Regions from separate parts of the Homo sapiens genome. Here regions 1 and 2 are each linked to region 3. Evidence: chromatin contacts called from ENCODE Hi-C or POLR2A ChIA-PET data. All regions are on one chromosome and are shown on one strand. Each heading gives the region's core, a stretch centred on a gene start or an enhancer-like site at or near the end of the contact. The rest is flanking DNA. Distances are from core to core; before and after follow the strand shown.

Region 1 (4,845 bases), core at 2,172-4,671, 1.0 Mb before region 3:
GTAAAATAATCTCTGTGTAACAGAGCAAGATTGGGATTAGAGATCTGTATGCAGGTATAATTTCCATCCCTGTCCTTTAGTCTTTATTCTTAATTTCCTTCTTTTAGAAGGGGAAAATTAGTCATTGAGTCTTACGGATCTACTTATAGTGTGTTATGCTTATGTCAGGAATGTCGTAACATGAAGGACTCATTACTTTTGTATTTTTAATTCCCTAAATTGTGAAATGTCTTCTAAAGAGTAAAGACTATATAAACATATTGTACATTTTAAAGAATATTAATAATAATAATTAACGCAAATAATTCCTATAGAATTCCCCACACAATACCCTTAAATATCTCTGCACACCTTTCCCCAGGTGTTCTAGATGCCTCCTCCTCTCCCACCCCAGAGGACCCCTGCTTGGGATTTCATGTTAATCACATTCCTTTGCTTTATAGTCTAATCTCAGACATCCACTCTTCAAAACAATGCATTGCTTAGTTGCTTAGTGGAGCCTACTGTGAAATTTATGTACATGGAATTACAATGTGTCCACCATTCTGAAACTGACTTTTTATTCAGGCAATAGTATGTGTTTGAAACATTGTAACTTGTTGATGTAACTGTAGTTTATTAATTTCTCTGGTTTGGTCTTATGATTTTTCTTAAGCCTGCAGATGTGGTGAGTTCATTTACTGGTATTGCTCTATGATATTTCATGTGCGAAGAAGATACCACAACCTGTTTATTAATTGTACTCCCGAGGGAGTGCTGGCTGTTGCCTTCCCTCCTTGGTTTCCAGTGGGCAGAGAGCCATTCTGCACAGCTGGCCGTCTCCCAAGCACATGGGCACTTGTCTCTTTTGGGTGGAATGACTGTGTTGTAGAGTCTGTATATGCTCTGTTCTGTTAAATTTTGTCAAATTGATTTTCCAGGTGGTTGGGCCACGTTACCTTCCAGTTGGAAGTGTAGGGGGGTTTCCACTGCTCCACATCCTCACCAATGCTTGGTTTCTTATTTTTTATATTTTGCCAGTTTGATGGTTCAAAGGGGCACTGGATCGTGGTTCTAGTTTACATTTCTCTGGTACTGACGAGCCCCTTGGGGATAACTGGAGAGACGCTGAGTGACAGCGGTGGTCAGAACTGGATTCTGTAGGACGGGGTGGGGAGGAGTAGAAGGCTGCAGTGGCGGGGGGTGGGGCAGACGTGGGTCTGGCGCACATTCTTTCTGCTTTTTTCTCATTTGTATTGGTTCCAAGTTCAGTCTCAGAAGAATCACATCAATTCTGACTTGTAATTCTAGAGATCTCTATTTTCCAGAAATTTTCTATGAGAATCTTTGAAGCTTGAGGGCTGTGATTTTTCTCCAGGATGAAGGTTAAACCCTGTAAATGTGCAGAACGTTCTCCTAACAACCCATTCCAGTAAATGGTGCATGACAGGTGTGTAGGGCACTGTGGGTGAGGCTGAAGCATCACCCCAGATGCAGGGGTACATTCCTAGGAGCACAGACATGTGAACATGCTTCACCCTCCACATCTGACCCTGGGACTCACCCACTTCTCTCTACTCCCACTGCTCCCCTGGTCAGATGGCCCATTAGAAGGCTCAGGGAATGGTACCTTACTTTCATATAAAGCTGCCTTTACTGAATTTGCATATATTAATGATAGTATTCCAGCTTGACTGAAGCTGGGTGTGAGGTTTGTGTCTCATGGAATTGTTCTGGGAACTTCCCAGAAGGCATGTGAACTCTCTGACAACATTATAGGTACTCAATAAAGAGTAGCTAGTATCAATTTGCCATGTCTAATTGAACAAATACTATGACTAATTAACATGCTAAATGCAGGAGGTATGGTGATAAATAAAACAGTGCCTTGTCCCCTGAAGCTTACATTCTACTAGGGGAGACAGCTGCACACGTGAAACATATGAAGACATAAGGCAGTTTCAGATAGTGGCCCTTCCAACAGGGAGAGCCAGGTGGCAGAGTGAAAAGGAGAGGAGACAGAGCATTCCAGACAGAGGCAGAAATACCTGCAAATGCTCCCTGGTTATGAGCTCTGTGTGTTCTGGCAACAAGAGAAGTCAGGCAACTGCAGTGATGGTGAAGGTTAAAGGTCATAGAGATGTGAGGCTCCACCAATCCCAGGTGTGGGCCAAGGCACAGAGAGGGGAATGCTCTCTGTTTGTGTCTTATATCAGCATTTTGTGATAGGGTTCAAAGTTATACTCTCTGAGGGCTCCCACTTCCAGATCTAACAATACGGTAGATGCTGGGGAGGCTTAGGGTCTTCCTTGCTCCAACCCAGCCTGGGCAGGAAGAAACTTTTGATGCCTGCCATGGGGCAACATTAGCAGCCTCAGCTCACTCCAGCTCTTGTCCGGTATCTCTACTTGCATCCCATCAGTGGGACCCCAAACAGCTCTGGGGACCCCAGGGTGCAGGAACGATGCCCATCATCATGCTGGGCACCATGCTGTGCTATGGAGACCCTGTTGTCACAGAAGTAAACCATTGCCCAGTGGAGGAGGCCTACCCCTTTCCTCTTCCTGTACCATCACTCAGTGTCTGTGGTCCCCACCCCTGGCCTGGGGTTCCAGTGAGTCGTGGGTAATACTGGGCACACATTTATGAGTGTTTCTTACATGTGAATGCCATATGTGCCCCAGTGGAAAAAAAAATAAGGACTCATTTAAGTTTTTTATTATTTGGATCTTTTCCTGACACCTGAATGATGAGCATTGGAATGTTCTCACCAAATTTGTGTTATATAAGGACTACTTCTTGAATGTAAGATTTCAAAGGATGCTGAATTAGAACTTTGGCAATAGCAAAATACTTTTTTCCAAACCATCCCAAACTCTCCATGGATGGTGGCTTGTTTCCAATTTGGAATGGCTTCAGTTGAAGATGTTTTTTGCATTGGTCTTTGTGTTCACAGTCCCTGGTGAAGGGGCTGATAGGCTTAAAAGCAGCATTTGGGGAGAGAGAGAGACACACACAGAAGGAGAGAGGTAGGAGGGAGAGAGGCAGAGCGAGCAAGAGAGAGCTGTACTGTGTTCTTTCTCAGAAAGTACCTGGCAGGCTGGAAGCAGCTCATGTGCCAATATTTGAAAACTATAAATAGAGTCCTTTGGGATTGGCTTACATGAATTGGTAGGAATGCCAAGCTTGGGAAGCTGCTGGGGCATGGTGGGGGGAGAGCAGGGAACAGTGTGCTATTCCTAGGACAGGTAACGCCTCTCTTTAGTGTAGTGGGGAGGGCCCTAGGCGGACTGCAGAGAGGAGGAGCTGAGGTACAGGTGCACTGTCAGGTCAGACATGTGAGCAAGTTGGTGAGAAAATTCATTTGTTCAGCTTCATACTTGGGAAGCAGCTGTAGCATTCAGGGTGGGAATTCTCAGTCCTGCTGCAGCTGCAGCACTCAGGGAAGGACTCTGGGGCCGGGCTGGGACAGGGCTGAGCAGGGAGCTGGATTGAGGGAAGTTTGAAATCACGGATCTAGCTAACTCTTCTAATTTGATGATGGGGAGACTGAGGCTTGGCCCTTTGTTCTTTTTCCTGCACCACTGCCAATCTTTCATGGGGTAAAGACCAATTTTAATGCAGTTCACTGAGATTCTTCTGCCCATCTGTGGAGGAGGTTGGTTGGGGGGCCTGGACACAGGAAGACTGCCGTCCTCAGCTCCCCTAAAAGCCACTGCAGCACGGGATGCCTGGACTGGCTTCTCTCCAGCTTCATCTCAGAAGATAAAATGTCAAACTCAGAGCTATCCCACGCTTGTCAAAATGCGTCGCAAAGAAAACTCACGGAGACAAGCACCTAGGCATTTGCTAGTGTTCAATACTGTTCATTTGGTCCCAGCCTTAAGCCACATCATCAGAGTGCTCTGGGGACCACATGGCTTTCTTTTATTGCAGTACTTTTCCTGAATGCTCCTAAAATGTAATGTACATTGCAGGGACATTCTAAGACAGAGCCCTGTAAAATGCATGACTTTGCTCGCCATGAGGACATCGGTGAGGCTGTCCTTGACTACGCTACATCATGATCTCTGTATAAAGACCTCAGGGAGAAACCTCTGACCTCTCTTTGACTTGCTGTGTTTCTCCTTGGGCAGCCAGCTAACCTTTATACTGCAGACTCAGGAAATGGTGCCACTGATTCCGTGTCCCTTGATGCACTGGTTATACAATCTCACAGCCCAATATGCCCCCTCTTCTCTGCAAGTGCATGGTTATACCTACTTGTGGTCTTCATCCTTTTTTTTCCTTCCTGGCCATTGTGAGTCTGTCCATCTATGTGAGAGCTCTGGGTTCATCCTGAGCCATCCTGGTGAGGACGGAGAGTGTTTGGAGCTTAGGTCCCACCACCAACCTTCTTCCCTTTCTTTCTCTCTTTTTCTTCCTTGCGACCCTTCTAGCATCTCACTTCCTTCCTTGCCTAAGAATCTCATCCTCTAACTGCCTCTGACTCACTCTGGGATGATCAAGCATCTTTGGGATCTAATAGTCCAAGGTCCCAGTCCCAGTTCTATTGCTTATTACTTGGGTAACTCTGTATTTGTGGTTTAGCCTCGCTGAGCCTTAACTTTCTGCCAAATGAGGTAGACATAACCCTACTGAGGGCTAACACAGGGGAAAGCCGTAACCATGGCTGATCCATTATGGTTGCATCAGAAAAGCCAATTTCCTTGTCAATCAATGCCAAAAGCACTCCCTTCTGCATTAATCAGACCCCATCTGCCCTGCAATTTGTTTCTTAGAATTCAGAACAAAACAAAACGAAGCACAGAAGCCTCTGGCCATCCCCTTCATCCAGCAGATGGCAGTCTCTGATCAGGAATCTCT
Region 2 (4,964 bases), core at 1,300-3,799, 1.3 Mb before region 3:
CTCTATCGGACCAGACTGTGGCTTAGTCTTTGGGGCAGCCACTGCCTCTTCCCTCTGGAAGAGCCCCCAGCACCCCACCCACCCCATAGGCCCTCTCCCCATGGTGCTGCGTCTTATCCTGTCCCACCCTGTAGTGGGCACCGCAGCCCAAGCGTGTGGTCTGAGTAGACATTACATGCATCTCTGTTGTAGCAGTTGGAATGAGGCTTTGAGTGGGCGGTGTGGGTGGGACTTGGAAGGGGTGTGGTGGAGGTGTGGGTTTGGCACTTGATAAATGAGGCAGGCCCAGGAACAGGGTGGGGCAGGGCAGAGAGGGGCCGTGAGTGGGTGAAGGAGGCGGTGGCCTCCTTTCCTCAGTGTCCCACCTGCAGCCCTTGGGAGTGTTCCCAATGGCCTCCAGGCCACCCTGGGCTGGCGTTCTCCAGCCTGCCATCTCCTCCTGGTCTTCTACCTGTTGCTGGCTCTAACCTGCTTGGCATTCAGACTCTGTGTCCCTCAGGCCACTGGAACCCGCCAGCCGCCTCTTGCTGCCCCAGCTGATCCCGCCATTCTGTCCCCAAGCCCTGCTGATCTAGCACTGTCCACCCACCCTGGCCCTGACCTCTCAACTCAGGCTTCACCCTTTGGTCTCAGCTTAAACAACAGAGGTGATTCTCCCACAGTCCTGGAGGCTGGGAGCCTGAGATCCAGGTGTGGGCAGGGTGGTTTCTCCTGAGGCCTCTCTCCTTGACCTGGAGGTGGCTGTCTTCTCCCTGTGTCCTCACCTGGGCTTCCCTCTGTGTGTCTATGTCCTCATCTCTTCTTACAAGGACACCAGTTATCATTCATTCGGGCCCAGCCTAATGACCTCATTTTAATTTACCTTTGTGAAGACCCCATCTCCAAACACAGCCCTATGCTGAAGTGCTGAGACCTTCAACTTATGGATTTTGGAAGGACACCATTCAGCCTGTAACAAGTCTGTTTATTAAATAAACCTCTCCTAGAAAGTTTAGTAAGATTACTAGCGCAGTCAGGTGCCATTGACGGCCCAGTCCCTGTGGCTGTGGTTTGTCACCAGCCTTTATCCTGAGCACGTTCAGCGTGCGGCCTGCATGAGAAGATGCGGTGGACACGTGAGTGGGCAGTGCAGGGCTCCTGCTCCCGGGAGTCTGGGTCCTTCAGGGAGATGAGCATGCAGATAGCTAGGGCAGGTGGAACTGAGCATGGCAGAAGGTGCGCGGCGGCAAGAGCTAAAGGTTAGGTGGGAGAGATGATTTCCAGCGTGTCAGAGAAGGAGTGGCTTCACAGCAGAGCTCACATCTGTGGTCGACCTGGAGAGTAGAAACCCAGGGTGTCACTGCCAGCACTCCCATCAGAGTCGGGAGTGCATCTTTTGCCAAAGCCCAGAAATCTCAGTGCTGTTGACTCCCTCTGAAAACGACCTAAGGGAACAACACAGGAAGAAAAAAATGCGGTTGCACGTTTCTCATTATTGGCAAAGCATCCCTAGAGAGGAGCGGGAGCCATCCCCTCCTCCCGTTCATGCTTCTTCTGGGTGTTCTGAGGGTGTGCAGGGCAGGAGCAGCACCGGATTCCTCCTCTCCAGCCTCTTCCGACCTTCCAGTGACCCACTCTGCCATGCTCAGCACAGGATGCCCACGCCGCCTTCACTTTGCCCTTCCTTCAGTTTTTCCCTGTGCCTGCGTGACGTGCCCTGCTGCAGGTTCACTGAGCAATCCTTAAGTTGAGAAGGCTGTAGTGGGGGAAGAAGTTACAGGGCCTTTTCTGTGTAAAGTTCAGATATGCAGGTGGTTTTATTTCTTTTGGCAACAGTCATGGCTTGGAGAGGATCCTAACGAGCAGAAAGCATGTGCATAGATTTACACCCTGAAGACTGCAGATGGCTTGGTGCCCTCAGTCTGGGTGTTTTCTGAGGCTGTCTGTGTACTTTTGAAGGCGGAAAGTGGCTTCCCAGGCGGGGTAGCCATCCTTAATCCTCCTCCTTCAAAAGGCCTCTTGTCCTCTTTGAGTTTTCCCCTCCGTGGTTCTGGTGTCTGCCTTGCCTGCAGGGACATCTGCCTGGCTTTCCTCATGAGGGCCTCTGCACTGGGACTTACTGGCAAAGATCACAGTGGTCAAGTTCACAGAGAAGGAAGGGCCAGAGTCAAGTCTAACTGCAGAAAGTGACTTGGGAAAACAGAGCCCCACTTGCCACTCCCTGGACTCAGTTACTAGCAGATGGAGCTGCTGCAGGCAACAGCAAAGCTGACCTTGACCCACCGTCTGCCTTCGCCTCGACACAGCCAGCCCATCCCTGCTTGGCCCCTCCCAGCTGCACACCTGACCCATCCCATCTTTGCAGTGTGCTTTTCCCAAAAGGTCAGATTCTTAAGTCTGCTCCTTTCAAAAGGGCAGAACCTCAAGAGGTTTAGTAAATATGGCATTGTCAGACAGTGCCATGGGGAGGGCAGCCGAGGCGTTATGTAACCCTGTTCAGGAATTCATGCGGGCAGCGGGCTCATCAGGAGTCTGGCAGGGCTCCAGGGGCCTGATCCGGCTTGCTCCCTCCCTGGTCTCGGCTCTCAGGTCCACAGTTTGTAAACACATGCTTCATCTTGCTGCCCCTGCTTGGACAAATCCACGGCCACTTGAATTTTGTGTTCATGGTTGCTGGCTCTAGAACCTCGCTCCAGTGACCCGACTTGTAAACAAAGGTGTTGCCTGCTCAAGAAGTTTTCACAAACAAATAGTGCTGTTGCTGGTTGTTTCTTACCGAGGGCACTTACATAAGGCCAGGGAAAATGAAAGTGTTCTCCTGAGACTCTGCCCCAGGAGAGGTTTCTACAGATCTCTGTTGGACGCATCACAGCATTATTTTGTGATTGCCTTTTCCTCTCCCTTTTAGACTGGGCTGGGTCTTAATCCATGCTGTCATCTCAGCATAGTGGACTTGGTTGTGTTTTCGTTTGCAGCCAATATTTACCCACCTTTCAATTGCTTTAGGTCATGAATTACAATATTGCGAACATCTGAAGTCATTTTCAGCTCCAAGTGAAGAAATCATGGTTAGTGTTGGCCCTGCCTGACTTAAGTCTTTGACCTATGGGGCTTAGCTATCTAACTTTTTACCCTCCAAATATGCGGTTGTAACTCATTCTCTGAGTTCACAGATTCCTTGAGGCCTGCGTAGACAGTTGCCTGGGCCACCAGTGGAGCATTGAGTGAGAATGTTACTCTTTTCTGTTAGGGATGCTTTGAGGGTTCTGCTCTTTTGCTTAGTAAATTTAGGGGAAGCAGAGCTGAATAGGAGCTGCCCAGCAACGGCTGGCATTGGGGGATGATAGGAACCTGAGGGCTGACTTCTGAATTGGGGACTGGCATTCCTGGGGCTGATACCTTAAGCCTTGACTCTCTTGGTACATGGTGCTTTTTCTCTTGTTGATGGAGAGTTTGAAATAAAAATACACTTATGTGGCCTAAAGTTAAGCAAGTCATCAGTGTCTTTAAACACTGGATTGAGGGATAACTTCTTTGAGAATTCCATGTGTCTGCCTTCGACTTGGTGTACTCCAGGAGCAAATGAGGTCAAGGCAGGGCTCCGTTCCTGGTCACCAGCAACTTGTCCAGTCCAGTCAAGGGCACAGGCATATTTTTATTTTTATTTTTATTTTTATTTTTTGAGACTGAGTGTCTCTCTGTCACCCAGGCTGGAGTACAGTGGTGCAATCTTGGCTCACCGCAAGCTCCACCTCCTGGGTTCATGCCATTCTCCTGCCTCAGCCTCCCGAGTAGCTGGGACTACAGGCGCCTGCCCCCATGACCGGCTTTTTGTATTTTTTTAGTAAAGACGGGGTTTCACCATGTTAGCCAGGATGGTGTCGATCTCCTGACCTTGTGATCCGCCTGCCTCGGCCTCCCAAAGTGCTGGGATTACAGGCGTGAGCCACCGCGCCCGGCCGGGCACAGGCATATTTTTATACCACTATTAGAAAATAAATTTTGGCGATGGTTTCTGAATTGCCTCATCAGACTAAAAGAAAGCAAGAGTGCTTACAGGCCTTCCCATTGAGATCATCATTCACCCTATATGTTTTTGAGTACCAAGTGCCCTCTCTCTAGAAGCTTATGCCCTTTAAATAATATATTCATATAAATATAGCATATCATTATTGGATAATGAATTATATTAATATGTAGTGCTAATTTAATCTTTATAACAACATAGCCAGGTCAATATCATAATACTCATTTTGCAGTCAGAGAATTTAAAGTCTAAAGAGGCTGCAACTTTCTCAAGATCTGAGTGCTCCCAGCGATTTGTGATGTCAACATCACACCCACGTACTTTTGTGGTTGGCTCTATGATAGCATGGTGACAGGCTGTGCGCAGCCTTTGTTGTGGTGCTTGCTATTTCTTATTTCATTTTTCTATGCTACAAAATTGTGACTGCACATCTTTGAGTTGTTATTTTAAATGCAGATATTCTAAAATCTGAAGGCAAAGGATCAACATATTCTAGAAACACTCTGGGGAGACCCAGGTAAATAAAGTTAAAGCCGGAGGGATGAAGGGAAAATTATAGACTTGAATCAGTCTAATCTTTACGAAATGTTTGCATTACTATTATATCTTAAAGGGAGGCATTTGGGGGCCCTCGTACCAAGTACCATGTTGATTGTTCTTTCTGTTAAGTATTACAAGCATAATTCTGATCTCTTGCCATTGCTCCTAAAAAGATTTGTTGATGTAGATAATGCATAATTATTGCACACTATGGAGGGCTCCTGGTTGGTGAGTGGATTTTGTCTCAAGATCTGACCTGCTGTGTTGATGGTGGTTGCTGGGAGCCCCGAGTTAGGGAAAATCCTGTGGTTTTCCGTGTCTTTCAGAAGAAGCTGGAGTCAGTTCATGATTTGGTCAGGAGGACTGGGGAGGGTGGTGTTTACCTCCATTAATCAAGAGGAAAGAGGTTTAATATGAA
Region 3 (4,311 bases), core at 1,664-4,163:
TCACTTGGCATAATGTTCTCCAGATTTATCCAGGTTGTCACAAATGACGGGATTTCCTGCTTTTTTTAAAACTGAATGGTATTCCATTGTGTCTATAAACCACATTTTCTTTATCCATTCACTCAGTGATGGACATTTAGGTTGCTTCCATATCTTGGCTACTGTGAATAGTGCTGCAATGAACACAGGCATGTAGCTATCTCTTTGAAATACTGATTTCATTTCCTTTGGGTATGTGAAATTCTATGCATGTATCTTTCTAGTGAGTAGGTCTCAAACCTGTCTCAAAAATTAATTAGCTAATTAAAGGTAGAATACACTACAATGCTGACCCCATTTTCATTTATTTTGATCAAAATAAGAGATGTCAACTCAATGTTTTAATAAGTGAACTCTTCAAGATCTTCCCTGACAAATATTACTATTTGCTTCTAAGCAATGTCCTTTTACCCATGAGTTATAGTCTATGCTCTGTCACCACATTTCAGAAGTTGATGAACCTAGCAGACACTGTCATCAAGACAAGTTCCATTTTCCATCTTTCTAAGGAAGTTGTGAGGACGGAGCCATCTGTGCACTCTTCATGGAAACCATGGCCATTTGCAACAGCTGCCTGGGGAGAGCAAGTTCAGTGAGTCGGGAGGTTCCAATTTTGCTCTACCTATTTCAAGTTATCTAGTAAACTGCATGTGCTTCTGCTCATAAATTTCAGCAATCCCATTTTGGCTCCCAGACTTCCTGCAGAAGGGGTTATGATGTTATATGATTTAATGATCTGACAAAAGCTTTGTCCCCACAGCTACAAATCTTAGGCAATCATCTGTTCCAATGTAATGCTAACCTTATGGGTCCCCTGAGTGCAATTTTCATGGCTACCAGAGACTCCCTTAACTGGTATCTAGTTACATGTTTCGAGAAGCATGTTTTTCGTAATTTTTAATATAAACATTGCAGATATATCATGCTAATTGATACACACTACATATCTGCACCCTGACCCAAGGAGAAAAAAATTGGCAAACTTACAGACAAATTGGAGAAATATTCATAAGATGAGCTTGTTTTAAAGCAATATCTACATTATACATTTCTGAGAATATATTTTCAAATGAAATGTTTAAATTATGAGGTGTCTTTTCTTCTTCACTGGAGAAGAAACTGTCATTTTTGGAAAAAAGTCTATTCCACTTAACTATTTCAGAAAATTTTAATTATGTTAATTAGTCTAAAAACATCATGTGTGCATGTGTTTGTGCACATAAGTGTATATGTTTTTTAAGGAATAATGTTATGTTTGCAGAAAGCAAGGCAGAGAAGAATGATAATCCATAGCAATTAATCCCTGGTAACATTATAGGTTGACGTTTTCATTGCACTGTATTCATGATTCATAGAACTATCAAACTGCAAAGTACTCACATGTCATTTATTTGAACAAGCCTAAGCATAGGTGTCCAAAGTCCCTTAAGTGACACCCACAGAGACATTCTCCTGGTGCCTGACTGACTTTGCTAACAGTGAAGAAATATCTGTCTCTTGGGTTTAATACCTAGTGAATCTTACTGGCCACCCCCAACCAGGGGCTGGAGGGCAGGGGACCCAGAAATAACACTGGTAGAGGTCCGCCTGTTAGGGAGCACAGTAGGGCAGAAAGGGGTGCAGAGGAGGTCCCTGGGGCCAGCGGGGAATATCTGGCACACGCCAAATGCTCCTCTAGCCATTGGATGGCAAGAATTAAACAGTTCTTTGTAGTTCTCATTCAGAACTCTCAATCTCATAAAAAGGGATTAAGACCTAGATGAGGAAAGTGACCTCCCCAGGACCCCCAGAAAGGTAGCTGTGGGTCATCAGAAGACAGCTTTGAGACTCCTGGTACACAACTCTTTAGTCTGCTAGGTGGACTTGTCAGCTCCTCTTAGGGCAGAGATGATAGTCTGGTTGTGGAAGAGAACAGTGAAGTGTCCCTCACTTGGAGCCGACCCTGAATTCTGGCTTGAAGGATCTTGCAAGTTGTTTAATTGGGATAGTCACAGACAGCCTCTGCGTGCCTGAGATGAGTGGTCTCGACCTGAGGAGCAAAAAGGCAAATAGTGCTCCAGAACAAGTTAGCTCTTTTTAAGAAGCCAAAGTTAAAATTCTTGTAATCCTTTTTGGCTTGGAAATGGAAAAAAAAAATACAATCAGGAAAATGAGAATTAGATTTGCAAACGATATTTTAATAAAAATAGGATAATACAAAAATCTCATTTTAAAATTTGTTTAAAATGTATCCATTATGTTTTAATGATAACTCAGAGTTATCCCTGATGAGGCAACAGGAGGAGGCAGAGAAATGCCCCAACTTTTGAACTTTGTACGATGTACATGGGTGGCAAAGTTACCCAGAAACATGTGGCCTAAGCAGAAGCAAAGGTCACTGGTTTATACAAACTAAACAAAGTAGAGTGTCCTGAGGAACAGTGCACAATGCTGTCATCTAGCAACTGGGAGCCACTACTCTAGGGGCCTCTAGGGGTCTCTGACATCAGCTTTTGCCCTTAACTTCCCCCTGGCTACGTTTGAGACAGATGATCTTGTGGTGTAAGAAACCTCCAAGGCTGAGTCCCTGCCAGGTGATTCAGGGCCATGGAGAAAGCACTACCCTGCTTAGTAGAAATTCCTTCCCCAGAATCCTCGTTGGCTTGCCCTCAGGATTTTTTACTTTGTTTACTATGTTTTACTCAAAGGTGATATCACCCAAAAGGTGGGGAAGGCATTACACATTCTCTCCCCACACCATTTGGAAATCCCCTAACAAGCATTACTAAAGCCCAGCCCTGCTTAGCTGGTGAAATCTCACTAATCTCTTGCCCAGGGCACTGCAATTCCAGTGACTGGTCCACGTGGAGAATTGCTAAAGGAGGTTTCTGTGTGTGTTTCAGCTTGGTAGAGACAACTCAGCAGGTGATGCCTCCAGGCTGCCCTCAGGAGAGGCAGGTGCTTCACAGCTTCTGCTCTGCAGGCTCGACATCAACTTGTGACACTGTGGAAGGAGCGGGCACCTCACCCTCCACAGTGTGTGGCTAGAACAGTCATCCAGTCCACACAGCACTTTCTGTTCCACAACCAGCCCAAACTGCCTTTACAATGCATTAGAAAAGCCACCCTTCCTCCAGCAAGTAGTTGCTATCTGCTGCAACATAGTTGTCAGAAACATGTAGATCTACAAGATCTGTTTGTGTAGAGAGCCCCAGGATTTGATGCCCTAAATGGTGGGTGGACCAGGGAACATGACACTCCTTCACAGCTGTGGGACCTCAGTGTCAGAAGCATCAAATGATGTGTCTCACATTGCACTACCTAAAATGAGTTAGATTTAGTTCTGTGGGCTAAAAATGGAAGTGAGAAAGGAAAAAACAAGACTTAACACCACAGCCTGCTGATAATGGCCCGAATGTTTAGGAGAAATGACAATGTATCCTTAGAAGGATTTTTTGTTTTGTTCTGTTTTGTTTGTTTGTTTGTTTTTTGCTAAAGTCTCCAAGTTTTTCTTCCCCCTAACACAGGCAAATACACAGGAGTACCTGCTTTTCCTTTTAGATTTTCACCTGACTTTTAGGGTCACATGCATGCAAGCTGAATATGCTTTTCTTAGAGCCAGTGGGATTTGCAAGAGGAGTATGTCTACTGGCATTAAAATGAAAGTATTGTCAAAAATGTCAATGGTAGACCACCATAATGTGTGTGTTTGTGTGTATGGGCATGTGTGTGTGTGCGTGTGAGTGTGTGTATTAAAAATAAGTTTTGAACTTTCCTAGAAAATTTTTATGGTGGTCTACCGTTGACATTTTTTTGTGTGTGTCTACACAATTCAATATTACTCAGCAATAAAACGAAAGCCACTACTGATACACACATGAATGTGGGTGGGTCTCTAAAACAAGGCTGAGGGAAAGAAGCCGTGAAGTCTTTTCTACATGTATGCATTGGTTGGGTCGTTGGTTGGTTGGTTGGTTGGTTGGTTCTGACAGGAAGCATGTTGTTCTGGATCCAAGACAGACCTGATGATTCACAGAGCATCTTGTGTCAGTTCCCCATGCAGCCCCTCCCCATGGGACGATGCAAGAAGAGCAGTGGGCACCTACACATGTGATTTGGTTTGTGCCACAAGAAGGAGCTCCAAATCATAAATCTTGCAGCTTATGTGGGTGGCTGGTACAGCTGCCTGGCTCCCCCTCTGGAGGAAAGAGAGAAACCTGGTTTTTTTGTTTTTTTTTTTTTTTGACATAAACAGATCCTCTCAGGTGGGAAGGAGAAGCCTTCAGGTCCATT

The links. A loop is a pair of places that touch in the nucleus more often than their neighbours do. ChIA-PET counts read pairs that join two places held with the same protein, here RNA polymerase II (POLR2A). Pooled maps may share reads with other maps.
Region 1: a map of HepG2 shows a loop between it and region 3 (4-fold over the local background). The contact joins two enhancer-like sites. A Hi-C loop is called at or near these places in 2 of 168 maps with a recorded cell type or tissue (HCT116 and HepG2) and 4 of 50 pooled maps.
Region 2: a map with no recorded cell type shows a loop between it and region 3 (12-fold over the local background). The contact joins two enhancer-like sites. A Hi-C loop is called at or near these places in 1 of 37 single-sample maps with no recorded cell type. POLR2A ChIA-PET finds 5 or more read pairs at or near these places in 1 of 52 experiments (BJ).

Annotation. Positions count from the first base shown.
Region 1 is chr7:47,180,372-47,185,216 of GRCh38, reverse strand. No RefSeq gene overlaps it. Among named protein-coding and RNA genes, the nearest start is that of SNORD151, 280 kb to the left of the region's middle. Within about 2 kb of position 3,421, at least 6 of the 41 ENCODE cell types and tissues checked have a DNase peak (open chromatin) inside an H3K27ac peak, as active enhancers do.
Region 2 is chr7:47,403,581-47,408,544 of GRCh38, reverse strand. The region is part of intron 13 of TNS3 (tensin 3); the gene reads left to right. Among named protein-coding and RNA genes, the nearest start is that of SNORD151, 59 kb to the left of the region's middle. RefSeq lists an enhancer at 4,907-4,964. Within about 2 kb of position 2,549, at least 24 of the 41 ENCODE cell types and tissues checked have a DNase peak (open chromatin) inside an H3K27ac peak, as active enhancers do.
Region 3 is chr7:46,152,758-46,157,068 of GRCh38, reverse strand. No RefSeq gene overlaps it. Among named protein-coding and RNA genes, the nearest start is that of IGFBP3, 230 kb to the right of the region's middle. RefSeq lists enhancers at 2,284-2,578, 2,726-2,795. Within about 2 kb of position 2,913, at least 5 of the 41 ENCODE cell types and tissues checked have a DNase peak (open chromatin) inside an H3K27ac peak, as active enhancers do.